Regions from separate parts of the Homo sapiens genome. Here region 1 is linked to region 2. The links are chromatin loops, found by intact Hi-C in ENCODE. Cell type or tissue: CD4-positive, alpha-beta T cell. All regions are shown on one strand. Each heading gives the region's core, and the rest is flanking DNA. Links, peaks and the distances in the headings are about the cores only. Region 1 overlaps HIVEP2-DT (HIVEP2 divergent transcript). Region 2 has its middle 200 kb from the start of HIVEP2.

Region 1 (8,624 bases), core at 433-8,432, 210 kb after region 2:
TCAAGCAATCCTCCCACCTCAGCCTCCCGAGTGGAGGGGGAGCCACTGCAGATCTGGAGCAAATCAGCACCAGCCACTCCAGAGCCTGACCTACATAGGACTCAGAAAGCATTGTCTATTGTGATTGATTATTCCTGTGTTCAGTCCCAATGGCCTATTGATTGGGGGTTTCTCTCCAAAAGGCTGCATGGCTTTTCTTCTCTAAGTGAATCTCCTTTATAACCCATATTTTATGTCTATATACCAAACATGCTATCCATATTTAGTCAATGTCCAGTTGCTTGCATGTAAGGGCAATAGAGTAATCAGAAAACTCTTCCCAGAAAGCCCCCGAAGACAAAACTAGTACTGGTAGAAAACTGGGCATGCAGCTCTAAGAAACTCTATGGGAAGTGAGGCTGGGTGGGGCACAGCTGCCCCAGCCTGGCACCCATATGGAGCATCAGCAAGGAAGTAGGAACTTTCTTTTCATCATGCATCCTTCTTATCACTTCTCAGTTTCAAAGGGAAAGAAAATTTGGTAATCTGCATTTTGAGACATTAAGAAAATAAAATAATTAATGGCTTCATGGTTATATGGCATTTTTCAGAGTATTGTCAGAAAATCATTTCGAACTGAAATTTTCATTCAAAAATATTTATTGAATGCCGGCTATGTGCTGAAGATTCTTAAGATACATCAGTGAACAAATCAAAGTTCCCTGCTTTCTTGGAGCTTGCATTCCAGCGGGAGGAGAGGATTTGGAGGAAGAATGGGATAGACAATAAATGTAAGTAATAAATTATATAGGACTTTGAAAGGTAAAATGTTTGGGGGAAAAACATAAAATAGGGTAAAGGATATAGGTGGGGTGAGGGTTGTCCTGATGCTGTATTAAATAGGAACATCAGAGTAAGACTTGTTGAAAAGGGAGATTTCTGCCATGGTTTGAAGGAAATACCTGGAGATATCTGGAGGACAGAGCTTTTCACATGGAGGGAACAGCCAAGATACAGCTCCAATACCTGGAATTTTTATAGACATCAATGGGAATGGTGTGGCTAGAATAAAATGAGACAGCCAGTGAACAGAAGGCCTCTCAGGTCACCGTAAGAATTCCAGAAAAGCTTCATAAAAGGCAAATTTTGGGCCTTTATCACTCAGCCCCATGGAATCTGAATCTTTGTGGGCCCAGGACTCTGCATTTTTAACATGTAAAGCAATTGTTACTTATGTATTCTAAAGCACAAGACCTCCTGCCACAGAGCATGGGACCTGATATATCCAGGCAGGAGAACTGGGTACCAGGAGACACTGTACATGAAGTTTCCAGAACCAGCCATGTCCATCTTACTAATCAAGACTCTCTCTGTTAAATCTGCAACTCAAATGACTTTAAGGAAAAATGGATTTCATTGATTCACATAACCATCACTCAAGGACTAACTTTCAACATAGTGAGATCCTGAGGCTCAAATATTATTACCCGGTAAGGCCTTCTCCATCTCTGTTCTTATCTCTCTGCTTCACTTTGCCCTTCAGGCAAACATTCTGCAGGTTGGTGGCAGCATTCCCAGATTATCTTCTTCCTAGATAAGCAACACAGCAGGAAAAGACCTTCTTTCCAGATAGCTCAGGCAGCCTTAGTCATGTCATTGCACCTGAACCACTTGCAGGTCTTGGGTGGAGTGATCTGATTTGGTCATGACTAGACCTGAAGAGGAGAAGGTCCTCATGGGGAAAAAAAAAAAAAAAAAAGCTGTTCCCAAAAGAAAGGAGTCTTGCAGACCAGGGGGCGGAAAGTATCCACTATATCCCTTAAGTCTTTTGGCTTAGGTTTCCCTATTTTTTATAACTAGGGATTTAGTCAAGATGATGTGCCTAATTTCCTATAAATTCTATATAAATCATTGTAATAAAGTCCCCCCATAAAATTGTGCAAAATGAATTAACTGGCATGCCACTCTCTCAGATAAATTTATGGTACTATAAATAAGACATTAAAGGGGTTACCTGCTATGGGATTCTGATGAATAAATAGAATATAGCCTTAGGTCTTAATAAAGAGTAATGACTTAGAACTGCCTTTCTGATGGATCTCTTGCTTCCTACTTATCTGCTTTAATTAGTATATGGAGGAAAATTAAGCAGTGTCATGATTCATGTGATGTTAAGAATACATAGGTCCCCAAAAATTAGTTGAAGAAAAGAATTTGGAGGGAAAATCTGCATGTCTGTTGAATCGTCAATAGGATACAAATCCAATCATTCTAATGTAGACAAGTCTTTTGATCCCACTATACATCCTTTGGCTCAGGAGTGGAGGGTGATAGTGGTAATGAAGGACCGATCAGCCAGAGCCATACTGTGATTCAAGATGACATCTGTTAGGATTGAAGGATAAAGTGCTTACCCTCATGGGTTTTACAAGGCACACAGAGCATGCAGACATCCAACTAACCAAATGTCACCCTGTATTCCAGAGTTGCTCGGAATATATTCCAAAGACCACTTGTAGCAATATCTCTTGCAATGCTCAATTAAAAGCCTGGGCTACCCCCTAGATTTATAAAATCAAAATCCTCAAAATTAGGGCCTGGGAAACTCCATGTGAATAAGATCCCCGATGACTTCTATTCTCATTAAAGTCTGAGAAGCATCCCTTTACATACAATTTCTAGCTCACTTTGTCCCTCAGATTGAATGGGGGCTGGCTGGCTGAGAACTCCCTTCTTCCCTGTTTGTCACATTCTTCAAATTTCACGTGATCCTTTATGACAAGTTGGTCTCTTTTTCTCCTTTAAAGATATTCATGTGGCTCTTATTTTAACCAGATTTCTTCTGTACAAAAAATATGTCAGGAAAGAAATGATCCCATGAATGATCCAGCCCTGGGGATGAGAAGGGTGCAGGGGAAGGAGGGAATGGTGGGCACGGAATATACGAATGCATAGAGGGCGCGAGGGGAGGGAGAGGTCAGCTGTGGGGATGAGCAAGATGCAAGCAAACTTTGATGGTTTTCTAGCTTAGCTTAGGACCAACCCTGCCCATAGTTTATGGAAGGATACTGCATGTTTCTTCAGTCCAATCTGCTGTGAAATGCTTGTTATATTCTAGAGAATGCTCAAGGAATGCCCAGTCAGGCCTTTATTCTGAGGAAGCTCACTGATGTCTCACAGATAACCTTCTTAAAGATGAACAAATATCAGATACAGGAGCAGCCAGTAAGACTGTCCAGGATTACCAATGCCTGAACTGCCACCTTAGATACAGGGAAATGTAGGCTTATGATACAATGTTAGCAATTTAAGAGCACCACATTAACATCATCCCCCATCCTACTTTCTTCCATCACCCTCCCCCAACTCCAAAATTGGTTAGAACTGAAATTCCTCCACTTAACAGTCACTGCTTGGGGTTAAGGCTCTGCCTCTGTAGAAATCTTCCCGTACAAGCTAACTACAAGTGGTAGGCTCTTCTTATCCTAAGCTCTTAATCAGTCATTAACTTCTTATGAAAGATTAATTTATTAGATTGCCTTACAGAGTGACAGCTAGCTTAGTGATCAAACTGATTTATCTTGACAAAGCATAGAATGGAGATAATATAGGAAGGTCTGGAGGGGGAGTGAGACAGAGAGATCCAAAGCTTGGACCAGACTGACATGGGCACACTAGGGCAACTAGGAATAGGATACAAATTGAAGGGGAAAGGTGTGAAACGATGAAGGGAAAGGCAAACGCAAAAGCCACTGTCTTTGGACACAGAGGATGCCTGTGCTCAGGGCCTGTGGAGTGGGGCATGATGATCCAGGCTTTTTAGGCAGAAGCTGGGTGGCTCTGTCAGCCCAGAGTGCAGGTGCTAGTCCTGACTCTGAGCTAGCGGGAGACCTGGGTCCCCTCTCTTAGCCTCCACTTCCTCATTCAAGCAACTAGGGGATTCCCTTTCAATCATAAGATTCTGAAATAGAAACTCCTAACAATCTAGCAGGGACAGAGAAGGGGAAAAGAAGAGAGGGAGGCATGAAAAAGAAAAATAGCAGAGAGAGCTTATCAAAGTCCAAATTCCTCCCAAGCTCTTGCAGTGGTTTCTTAGGGTAAAACATAAATTTCCAATGTTAAAGAAATGAGAGTACATGGGCAAGGTATAGTAGGGGGTTTCAGAGAATAGTGATTTTGGTTTAAACATAGGCTATATAAATTTGGCATACTATATGGTCCGAAAGGAGAAGCGTTGTTTCTCATTGTCAGCCATAAAACACTTTGGGAAAAATGTATTTTTCTTGATTAGTACCTAAGTCCTTGAACTTTTAGAATTCCTGAGAACAGTGACTTGACCCACTCCCAATTTATCTATTGATGTGATATCTGGTAGATCTGACCCTCTTTTATATAGGTTTGAACCTTGAGTTTAGGGTAGTAAAACAAAAAAAGTAAAATAGTTGTCACTAAGTTTGTGCAGTGATTCAGGCCCTGACCTAGAAATTATATGTAAAATAAGGTAGCAAGTTGGAAGCATCGAAGAGAAAATGAGCAAGTAGAGGATATTATTTCTGATCCAGAGGAGGCTGCTCTCAGCAAACAAGAAGATAACAAAATTATGCAGATGCGAAGCAGGGTGGGTTTACTTAGCTGTTACTGGGGTAACAACAGAGTCATCGCTGAAATAATCCCACTCAGTCATCCATGTGCTTCATAAACCCAAACAACAGAGAGACTAGTGTGTCATAGCAATACACCTTGTGTAAGAGGAAGAAGAAATCCATGATCTGTTTAGAAAGATTTGCACAGGAGAAAATTAAACTCATTTTAAAATACTTTGTACTCAAAATATTCAGCCACTTGAAAAGTCCCCTTATATAGATGAGTCTGCTCCCAGTGATTCTGGTGAGTATAATGTATTAGGAAGTTAATTATTTGTTTTGTATCTTTTTTAAAAAGATTTTTTATAAAGGAACTACTTACTCAGTATGTCATTTCCCATTGACATTCTTGTATATGTAGATGAATATGTCAATACCTTCTGTTCTGGCAAACTGATATGCTCCAGGTCCCTCTAGTGCCCTATAATTTTATCTATCATTGTTTTATAATCATTTCTCCTGCACTCTACTGTGGGATCCTCAACTAGCAGAGGCTGTGCCAATGATGTATTGTGTTGAATAAATATTCTGAGTTTTTAAGTTAATATTTTACTCCTGCCTTCTTATCTTTTCCTGGGCTCTGTGTGTAGGCCACGACACTGCCACTGAAATGTGTGAGACTCCCTTTGCTAAATAACATCTTAAATAATGACACGGGTGGGGGCATATTTCAAAACAGACCTGTGTTTAAAAAAAAATGTAGCCTTGGGGAGGCAACCTGTTCTGTTGTTATTACATCTGTCCTTCAAGGCAATGATTATTTTCCAACAATCAGATTTTTGCCAGGCGCTTAAGGATGCCTGACCCAAGCACCACTGGTACAAAGCTCACCAAACGTCATGTGTGTAAATCAGCCCTTGATGAATTGACAAAAAGGCATTTTTAAAAATGTAGGTACCCAATATAAACAAATCATAAGTGTACAATTATGTTAATTTTGGCATATATTTGTGTGAGTGTAACCATTACTCTGAAAAAGATGGAGAATATTTTTAAGATTACAGAAGGCTCCCTTGTACCCCTTCCCACAGGGTACCCCTGAGATAATCTGTGTTCTAACTTCTAAGTTAGTTAGAAGGTTGGTTTTTGAGCAAAGATATGTTTGTATATATGCATGCATGCATGTATGTATGTATTGATTTTTAAAATAATGTTTCAAGTAACCATATGCTAGACCAAGTTTGATGACTAGAGATATAGGAGTGATCAAGGCAGATGAGGCCTTTAGGTTCTATGGGCCTCACATTCTGGTTGGGAAACTGATAGAAAACAAATTTACCAAGAAGACAGTTTCAAATCATGAAAAATGGCAAGAATAAAACAAGGTAATTGTTAGGCAATAAATAGGTAGGTAGGGTAATATTGGATGAGGGTAGAGGTATCTGCAGGGTTGACATTTGGGCTGAGAACTGACTGAGGAAAAGCAGGGAAAAAGAGCCCCAGAAAGAGAGAACTGAAAGTGCAAAAGCCCTAAGCCAAGGAGAAGCTCTGTGCCATGAGGAACTGAAAGGCCAGTGTGGCTGGACATGGAAGGTGGGGACTGCGGAGGAGAAAGTCCTAAGAGATAATGTAAGAAAGGCAATCAGAATGAACCAGAGGAAGATGCCTTTGTGGGCTAGATGAGTTTTGAGGAAGGGGTAGACATTGGGGATTTAAAGATACGTATATCTTATGTGTTCTATTAATTAATTGAAAAAACTTTTCTCAGAAACAACCTTCAGTACATAAGTAATGGCTGCTGGATGTAACTTGCAATTGGGTGGCAGGTCGGCAAGGAAAGAATTCCAAACAGAGGACTTTCTGAAAGCCTAATTATACATATTGAATGTAACAAAAGGAAAATAGTTTTTAAGGTAGCAAATCCTAAAGAGAATTTAGATAATTTGGGTGCTATTCCTCACATTTTTCTATGGTTAATTAGAGAGAGCTGGGAAACACACAATGCTGCCCACAGCTCTGCCAACCCATTATGGGCACTTCTAATTTCAGATAAATGAAGCCCTTGGTTACCACCCCCAGCTTGTCTTAGAACATCCATTGTATTATCAGAGTAGATGAGTAAAAATAATAGCCTTCTGAATATCTATAAAGGGTACCTTTCTCTTATTAGTGGATAGTTACAAGTTTAAATCACGTCTCCATGTTAATGAAGCAACTCCCAAATTTACTTTGCTCTTGAAAATCTAGTTTTTCAAATTTTCTGTTTTACACAGAAAATGTGATATTTAGCTGAGTGGCTTAGTTAGAGCATCAAGTGCTAGATGTATGTAACTTTAAAAATTAGTAATTATGTGAAATCTTAAGGTGTATATACAGATACATATACATATCTTCTCTCTAGTAAATATCATGTGCACTTGTCATTTTAAAAGACATTTCTAGCAGTATAATATATTGATCCAAGTATATATAAACTTAAAGATATGCTAAAAACAAATAACCAATTGGCATCTTTAAAATTCACCCTTCGTTAAATGAAACCATGATGCTATTTTTAAAAAACGATAATATACGTATAATGAGAAATATTAAATGTCATGGCCTGGGCAAAATTTGAAGAAGAAAAAACATCAAGACAATTGCATTTAAGTTTCCAACAAGAGATTACATCACTAGGTTTATTGTATTTATACAAATATAGTAGCAATGTTTGCAAAATGCCCCTAAAATTCCTGAGTGAAAGCAGAAATGAAGAACATTTGCATGATTATAAATATCAGGATATCTGAAAGCATAAAGGTATTTGGTTGAGTTTTTCCATTGTCATCCAGATTTGATTACATAGAACAAATTGAAGGCCTCTTATTGTTTTGGTGTTTCAGAACTTAGCAAAGGGGCTGCCACTCATTTCGGCTTTTTTCTTAATTATTCCAGGGTTCCATGAACTGCTTCCTCTGACATGAGATCTAACAAGGCTAAAGACTAAAATGCAGCTGTTTACAGCGTAAGTAGGAGGCCGTCCCGTGCAGTGCAAAATCAACAGAGAGGAGACAGTCCTATGCCTTCGAGAGACAGTCTGCTGATACTGTCATGATGTCTAGTGACAGGCCAGAGATCAAAACCCAACACCCTCATTTACCTGACAGTGATTTGGCCAATCCCTTAACATCTCTAAGAGCTTCATTTTTCTACAAAATTGAGACAATAGTATTTGTTTCATAGTGTTACTGTCAGGGTTAAATGTTATACATTAAGCATTTAATATATGCTGCTTGTTTATCTAAATATTCATGGTCAGGCACTAACTTCTTATGTGACTCTGAGCAATGCATTCATCTCTGTACCTGTTTCCTCATCCATAAATTGGGAGTTGAACAAGGTGAGCCCTAAGTTTCGTTCCAACTTCAATATTCTATAATTCTTGCAACTTATATGGCCTCAGTTTTCTTATCTTTATAATGGGCATAAGAGTACCTACCTCACAGAATTTTTGAGAGGATAAAATGAATTAAGACAGGTAGAAAATTCTTAGAACAGTGCCTGCCACATTGGAAGTGCTTAATATGTATTAGCTGTGATGATGCTGCTAATGATGAAGATGATAATGACCCTATTTGCAGATAGTATGGCAGCCATAAAACATTCAGTATCAGATTGATTACATTCTCTTATTTTCTGAGTCAATGCCAGAGCTACCAAGATTTTATTCTTTAAAGGTTCTTCAAGACTAAATTCTTTTTACATGATATGATTATTACACATTGTATGTCCGTATCAGACCAGCCTGGCCAACAAGGTGAAACCCCATCTCTAAAAATACAAAAATTAGCAGGGCATGGTGGCACGCACCTGTAGTCCCAGCTACTCGGGAGGCTGAGGCAGGAGAATCACTTGAACCCGGGAGGCAGAGATTGCAGTGAGCTGAGATCGTGCCACTGCACTCCAGCCTGGCAGAGTGAGACTCCATCTTAAAAAATAAATAAATAAATAAATAAATAAATCTCATGTACTCCATAGATATGGGGTACCTACTATGTACTCACAAAAATTAATTTTTTTTTA
Region 2 (8,624 bases), core at 405-8,404:
GACACAATACTCCAAAACTTCATCAGTGATATGTTAAAAAAAGATAGGGTGCCAGTAAAAATGGTAGCATAGTTTTACATGCATTAATGGTTAAGAAATACATAAGTACTCCAATAAATGCGGCGCTTAACTTGAAAAACATCTAATATTCGCTACTAGAAGTAGGTGACAGAAGAGCTGCAGTTTGTGACTTACTGTGAAGTGATGGAAGGAAGGTCATCTGAAATTGAACAGAAAGTCCAACTTCACTATGCTGTACACTATGTATATGGGTGGGGTCATAACACTCTTGGTGAAATGAGGTAGCTGGTAGACATTGGAATTGTGTTAGTGTTTATGTTTGTATATTCCTACATGGCTCCTTCAGCTAAGTGCTGTCTTCTGCATTCACCTAGTATTTCTCAATTAAAAAGTCAAGCATAAGCAAATGTGTTATGTTCAAATTGTTCCCTAGTATGTCAACTGTGTTGGAAAAATTTTAAAACAAACATTACAGCAGAATGGACTGGAGACTGAATTTTTTAAAAAATTTTTATAATTTTTTTTTTTTCTTTTTTTAAAATTTTATTATTATTATACTTTAAGTTTTAGGGCACATGTGCACAATGTGCAGGTTTGTTACATATTTCTGGGAGGGCAACCACATGTCAATTGAGAAAATTCACATTTTGTTATTTTTGGAACTTTCCGAGATTTTCTTTCTCATTTCAGAAAATCATGTTCTAATGACAATGCCACTTGTGGCATCTGAGTTCCCAGTATAATACACCGGCAGGTGAATATGTAGCTGTCATAATCACGGTGATCTGCATGGAGGTGCAAGCTCCTAACTTCTTCATTATACTTTCTACTGTAATCTTTAACTATAACACAGTACATTTACCTATTTAATAGATGAATAAAATTTTATTGTAAATTAAGTTTCTGTCATTTCTCCTTTATATATAGTTAGGGTATTATACTGAAATTTTTGAAATTATCCATATAATTTTGAAAATATTATATGGATATTATACATTATATGGATAATTTCAATTATCCATATAATAATTTCAAAATTATATGGATATTTTCCATATAATAGGATGAGTAAACTATACAAAAGAGGCACTATAAAATATGATAGTTGATAAAATTGTGAACCATTGATATAGAGCAATAAAAAAGGAAGGGAATGTAGCCATATTCTTATCAACAAATTCATGGAAGGATTAAATGAGATTATATCTGTCTGGCATATGATCCACTTTAAATAAATTACAGATAGATTTATTATTATTAAGATAGTATCAGAAGAACCACAGTTCCAATTGCTCCCTGGACCTCTCCTTTCAGATGTCCACAGGACCCCCAAAGTCAGGAAGTAAGGAAGAGCTACCAAATCCGTCAGGGCTCTCCCAAACCTCCCTGCCCCCTGCCCTTTAACCATGTTGTGAAAAGGCATCATCTTTAATCTGTTTGTGGCTAGCTAGGAATGGGACGTTAACCATGACGCCCCCTTCTTCTGAGAACCTTGTATCTAATAAACCACCATCTCATATGGTGCACCACCTTCTTGCAGTTCAAGTCTGTCTGCTTTCTTTCATCTTCACCACTGCCGCATTATTGCAGGCCACCATCATGGAAATAGCCGCCTAGCTGAACTCAGTGGCCCCTCCCAACCCCTCATCTATTCTCTCTTTCACCAGCACCATCCAATAGAAATGCAATGTGAGCCACGTATGCAATTGTGAAATTTCTGGTACCAACCTAAAAAAAGAAGCATAGGAAATTAATTTTAACATCATTTTAATTAACCTAATATTTGTAGTGTAGTATCATTTAAACATGTTCTCACTATGAACAATTATGAATAACATATTTGAAACCGTCCTTGTGCTATATCTTCAAAATTGGCATATATTTCACATTTGCAGTGCATATCAATTTGGAGTAACCACGTTCCAAGTGCTCTGTAGCCCCATGTTGCTATGACTCTTGGACAGTGTACCTTAAAGCCCTTTTAGCGGGTAAACCGCAAACCCTGTCCCATCAGTTTCCTACCTAGCACGCTCTAATTCCCAAATAACTGTTGCCCTAATGTCTAAACCTCTAAAAATGATTTCCAAGACCCTGCAGTATCTCATCATTGTTTATCCCGTCGGCTCCACCTCTTGCTATCCCTTTCCTGGCCCTGCACCTCAGAATCTTTACTCCCTCTGTAGAATTTGTTTTGTTCTCTCCAACATGTCCTGCTCTCTCTTGCTGTGGGATTTTTCCAGAGGGCCTCCCCTACCTGTAACACTTTTAATGTTCTGCACTAACCTGATAATCACCTTACGTTCCAGAACACCCTTACTTTTTGTTCAGATTAGGGTTCCCTCCTTATAGTTCAGATTCACTTACCTCAAATCTGGGTTTGCATTGCAGCAATCCCTCTCTCAAATTCCTTTCCATGCTGTCATTGAAATCTCTTGCTCACATGCGGTCTTGCTTACTAAACAGTGCAGCAGGAGCAGTCAGTCAATCAACATGTTTGAATGAATGAAAGAACAAATGATGAATTTCCTTTGAAAGCTTGCAGCTATGGCTGAATGACAATCAATGAAATAATGGAATGGATGATTCTGGAGTCAGACAGACCTGAGTTTGAAACTCAGTTATGTAATCTTGGGCAAGTTATAAAATTTATGTTTCTTTCTCTACAAATATTTGGTGATTTGCGAAATGGAAGTTATAATGCCCATATTACAGGAGCTAAAAGGAGTAAATGAAATAATGTATATATACATAAAATGACACATATTTATTTATCTAAACAGAATGCAGTAAATCTGGACATATCTCTTTTGACATAGGAATGTCTAGTTATACATACCCTAAGATTTAGATTTACATAGAAAGAAGGTGGCTTTACTTCAGAATGGAGATCAAGACACATTCTTGAATGCATCATTAACCTGAAGCATTTGCTGCATGTGATTGGCAGAGGGAGGAGGGATGATAAATAGGGAATATAACATTTTTTCCCATCTGGCTATGTTCCTTGTGTGGACCACTTTCCCTGAAAGAAATCCCATATTGCCGAGTGGTAGGTACACCAAGGTCCTGGCTGAAATGCCTAACACATTTGAATTGTAACCTTCCCTGGGAACGTAAGTTATGTTATTCTTGGGGTAAGGAATTAAAGGAAGCAAAACTGGGGACTTAAATTTATTTAGTATTTAATATAAAAGGAGGTTATCTTTTTGCAATTTAAGTTTATTCTGGAAAATATTAATGAGGCAGTGTTCACATTTGGGGCATTTTAATATTGCTGGCATGATACAATTTGGGGGGATTTGATGCTGTCCTGTGGTACTCAATGTATTATTTCTGTTAAACTAGATTTGACAATGTGACTAGGCATGATACGAGTTGGGAAATATACCACAGTCCATCCCTTGTCAAACAGGCTTCCATATGAATATTAAGTCCTAATGCCCTAAGACACCCATTGTGTGTAACAAATTAACTTTTTTCCTACACACAAGGATGGTGCTAGTTACGTAATCTCCTTAGAAGATTTGAGAAAAATAGTCACTCAAATCATTTTCTGATGGGCTTAATTCTCTCTGGGAAAGGCTGCTTGTTCTAATTTTTGAGCTAAGATGAAGTTGCTTTATTTAATCTCTTTGTCTAGTTTGTTTCAGTTGAATATCACGTGAATTATGATCTCACTGATTCCAAGGGGATAACAGAGAGTCATAGACTATGTTTTGGGGAAAACAGTAGATCCTTGGTGACAGTGGGTTTTCTCCAAAGAGGGCAACATTTGCAGTGTGGTTTTCCATGAGTCTGGCTACTTAGATGGATACGCGGCAGCAAGGAGCAGTTTTCTCCTCAGACCCCTTGCTTCACAGTCAGGATGGCCGCTGGGCTAGAGAAAGGAAACCCCTCTGTTTCTTTCCTTCCTCCACCCTTCACTGTGGGAGAAGAAATGTCAGACTCCTTCCTTCTGCCTTCCATTTACTTAATAACATGTGGTCAGTAGAAAAGCAAGGCAAGGCTTCCAGGAGCCAGGGCGCTCTCTTCATAGACTCCATGTCCTATGCAGAAGCAGTAGGGGAGTCAGGGCCCTTGGGGAGCCCAGCTGCATCTCTCTTTCCTTAGGCCACAAGGGGGCATATGCATTTATACCAAGGCAGAAGTGAGAGACCCCACATGAGTCCTGAGAATGGGATATATTCTCCATCCTTGCTTTTAACAGATTTCTGGCAGGAGGAGGAGGATGCTTGTTTACTTCTTCAAAAAAGCGTGCTTTGGCTGTTATTGCTTGAGTGAGTTCCAGGGTCCAAAACTCAATGGAAACAGAAGCAGTCAATAGGATTGTATCACCAAAATCCTTAACTAGATATTTAGTGATAAGCACTGAACCTAAGTTCTTTGATAGCAGATTTTTGGGTTTGGTGTGGTTTGGTGGTTGTTGTTCATTGGTATAGCTCCAGCACCAAGAAAAGAGCTAGCATGTGATAGAACCTCAATAGCTGTCAAATGATGAGTGCTTATAGAGGTGGGTGGTGCAGCCTGTGCACAGGGGAAGGGTCCAGCCTGCAGAGGTGGCCAGTCAATTCAGGAAGCACTAGACACATGTGAAGTTTAATTTAAATATAATTAAATAAAATTAAAAGTCCAGTTTCTCACTTGCACTGTCCGCATTCCCAGTGCTCCAGTCATGTATAGCTATAGGCTTTTGTATTGGAAGGTGTAGATATGGGACATTTTTCCCATTACAGAAAGTTCTACTGGATGGCACCGCTTTAGAGCCTAACTGCCTCTTCTATTTACTAGCTGGGAAAACTTAAGCAAATTATTTCACTCAGTTTTGTGACTATTAAATGAGGGAATAAATGAAAGCACTTAAAACAGGGCTTGTAGAGAATACTTATCATTATTAGCTACAAGAGATTTTGTATGGGGATGCTGTCCCCATAAATGGCCTGGATCCCTGGACCATGTACAATGTGTGTGTATGTAGTTTTTCCTACATGCTGCAACAATAACCTGTAGGAAATAATAGCCACCGTGCCCAGTGGCATTTTTTAATAGAAAGGTTTTCATTTAAAAATATTTTATTAATATGATTTTTAATAAATTAAGGAAATGTATGATCATTAATCATTTTATTTTAATTTTGCCAAAATAAGATTTTATTCACATCGAACTATATGGATTCTGCTTGTATTTCAACAATGTAACAACACTTGGAATCTACTTGAAGAATAAAACATGCCAGGGGCTGGGCGGGGTGCTCACGCCTGTAATCCCAGCACTTTGGGAGGCCAAGGCAGGCAGATCACTTGAGCCCAGGAGTTCTAGACCAGCCTGGCCAACATGGTGAGATCCCCATCTCTACAAAAGAAATACAAAAAATTAGCTGGGCGTGGTGGCGGGCACCTGTGGTCCCAGCTATTATGGAGGCTGAGGTGGGAGTGTCTCTTTGAGTCAGGGAGGCAGAGGTTGCAGATGGTGCCACTGCACTCCAGCCCAGGAAACAGAGCAAGATGCTGTCTCAAAAAAATAAAAATCCATGGCAGGGATCTACTGCAGAATCTGAAATACATTTATAGGCACTTAGTGAATGGAGAGAAAATCTGTTGATATGATTCATTTTGATAACCAACATGTATTTCTAGTCTTGAAATCCTGGCTTCAAGCAATCCTCCTAGATCAGCCTCCCAAGTAGCTGGAATTACAGGCACAAGTCAATACATCCTGTCAAATGTATATTTCTGAAGGTGGCCTTAGTTGTTGATAAGCAATGGATATGTATGCATAAAATGATCCATCTAGAGAATTCTAGAAAATAGAGTTTGTGTCTTCTTCTTGTTACTCTTTAGGTACTGTTCGGTGCCAAGTAGAATAATTTCCACCACTTTCCCTGTTCTTCAGTACTACTGCATAGCCAAGCTGGTTTATTGTTGCATATAAAGTCTGGGTAAGCATATGTTTCTCTACACTCGGAAATTAATGGGAGCTGATGCTCTGTATAATGTCAAATTGCCCCTGGGAAAAAAAACTGTACTGTGGCAAAGTCGATGCCACCATATTTAGTAATATATTTTAAACTAATAAAGACCATTTCCAGGGCAGAAATAAGCTTTGTTGTTTTTGTATGATTCTGAGCCCATTCAACCCAACAACTTTCACAGTACATTATTGTGATTGTAATCTTGATCTAAGTGAGAAGAGCATAAATAATGAGAAACTGTTCTTTAAGCAAACCTGGACAAAGAGGTGGGAGCTCATTTTTAGCCTTGATTCTGTAATGAACCACCTATTTCTCCTTGAAAACTTCACCTAACTTCTCTAGACTACAGGTTTTGGAAAAGATATTTGTAAATGACAGGTTAATTTAATAACCTCTAATTTATTATTTAATAATGAAGCTACTATTATGCTACTAAGGAAATAGTAACTAATAGTAAATAATTCCACAAATGCAGTTGATTTTTTCTCAGAAAATGATGTTCTAAAAGTTTTGTTTTCTAGAAATTATCTTGGGGAATATATTGAAAATCAAGTTCTCAAAAATATTAAACAATTTTGTATCATTAAGGCTCAGCAGATGAGATGTGCTGTCCTGTGAAGTATACCTTTGCTCGCCCCTATGTTCTTTGTCTACCTTTGGAAACCCTCAAACTTCCTCTTCTACCCCTTTATATACCCTGAGGAATTTCATCCAATTCAGTGCTCTCAGCTATGATGAAAAACAAGAACTGACAAACCAGTCTCCAGCTCTGGCCTCTCTTGTTTGAGGTTGAACTCCTTCAGAACTGCTAAGGAAAGCTCATCTCTTTACCAGCATTCTGTACAAATCCACTCTCTTTTGTGGCTGAATAATGCCACCCTCATTCTATTGTCCAGGTTAAAAACTCATCATCTTTAACTTCTCCATCTCTTTCATCCCAGCACCAAATCAGTCTAGCTATCAGCCATTCCTCTTCATTAAGCAAAACTGTCCCTTCTTTCTCCAGGTCTCCATCATTTGTTTGGATTGTTGCTGCTTTTATTTCCCTTATCTTCGCTGGTGCCACAGTATTTTATTTTTCCCAAAATAATGATAACGACAACAATTAGCAAGGCCACTTTATTGCTTCAATCCTTCCTTGGTTCTCCATTGCTTACAGGGCCAGACCTGTAGGCTGGATTAGGAAATTGGACTTTGATATGTGTTTCTAGCTTAACCATGTACTACCTTGCCACATACCTAGGGTGCCAGCTACATCTTGCTTTTTACACATTAATTGCTTTACACATCTCAGATCAGATCTAATATGCGTTTTCCCACTAATTTTTTATATTGCCCTCTCCTCTAGAATATAAACTCCATTAAGGCAAGGACTTTATCTGTTTTGTGCCATATTGGACACCTAGCACACACAAGAGTACTCCAATGTAGGTGATGAAAAGCTACGTTGAATGAATTAGTCAATTTATTGTTTCAAGGATCTGTTCTAAGGCTACCTCTGTGATGAAGCTTTTCTTCATTCTCAGCAGGATGATTGCTCTCTCCAGGATGATTTCTCTCTCCCTTTATGGTTATAAAACCAAATGTGCAACTATTTTAGCTCAAACATCATATTATCCACATTTACTTACATATATGTCTTTCCTATTTACTTGAGCTCCTTGGTGGCACGGATACTCTTTATTAATTCTAAATGCCCACCACCAGGCTGGGAGCATTAGGTTCACACCTGTAACCCCAGCACTTTGGGAGACTGAGGCAGGCAGATCACTTGAGGCCAGGTGTTTGAGACAAGCCTGGCCAACATGGTGAAACCCTGTCTCTACTAAAAATGCAAAAATTAGCCATGGTGGCATGCACGTGTAGACCCAGCTACTCAGGATGCTGAGATGGGAGAATCACTTGAACCTGGGAGGCGGAGGTTGCAGTGAGCTGAGATAGCACCACTGCACTCCAGCCTGGCCTGCAGTAAGACTCTCAAATAAATAAATAAATAAATAAATAAATAAATAAATAAAAATAAAAATAAATGCCCACTATCGTACCCAGTTCATAGTTGGCACTCAATAACTTTTATGAATGAATGAATGACTGAATAAATGAGTGATGAATTAGGTAGAGGAGGAAACAGAGTAATTTGATTTGGCCTGGGATCACCAACACACACACACACACACACACACACACACACACACGCACGCACACATCAATGAGGAATATGACACACAAATCACCCTACATAATCAAAAGATTCTTCTTGGTAAGAGACAGATATTAGAGTGTCTGTGTTGACCTTTAAATCACCTTTGTAAAACACAGTTTAAAAAGACAGTCTGGCTCATAAAAGCAAATAGGTACATTGTAAATCCACAAATTTGAGATTTTTATAGTGAAAATACTAATAGGTTTTGACTTTTAATGAGCTTCTGCTCTTATTATTAAAAAGATTCTACTCATTCTAATAAAAGAACTGTGATTTGTGGGTATCTTCTGATATATTTTAGTTGATTCTTAGCTTCAGCCACCTTAGCAAAAAGAAAGAAGAGGTTTCCCCAGTGGAATTTCAGATAAGTATGCATACTGCAAGAGAGGCAGAGGAAAAATGATAATTTGCTTTATTCATGAATCTGTTCAG

What was found. Peaks named below come from ENCODE experiments on the same cell type or tissue, not always from the same donor. Only the 100,000 strongest peaks of a DNase experiment are listed, where the experiment ranks them.
Region 1: it touches region 2 in a loop (3-fold over the local background); 32 of 110 quality-filtered maps call a loop at or near these places.

The regions. Positions count from the first base shown.
Region 1 is chr6:142,948,923-142,957,546 of GRCh38, forward strand. It overlaps HIVEP2-DT (HIVEP2 divergent transcript), which reads left to right. Exons shown (of 3, transcript XR_001744397.3): 1 at 1-770; 2 at 1,226-1,469; 3 at 7,497-8,624. Among named protein-coding and RNA genes, the nearest start is that of HIVEP2-DT, 6.7 kb to the left of the region's middle. In CD4-positive, alpha-beta T cell, for the core only: CTCF peaks have their summits at 5,045 and 5,249; DNase peaks (open chromatin) are centred at 3,869 and 5,029.
Region 2 is chr6:142,742,582-142,751,205 of GRCh38, forward strand. No RefSeq gene overlaps it. Among named protein-coding and RNA genes, the nearest start is that of HIVEP2, 200 kb to the right of the region's middle. In CD4-positive, alpha-beta T cell, for the core only: CTCF peaks have their summits at 4,203 and 4,403; a DNase peak (open chromatin) is centred at 4,120.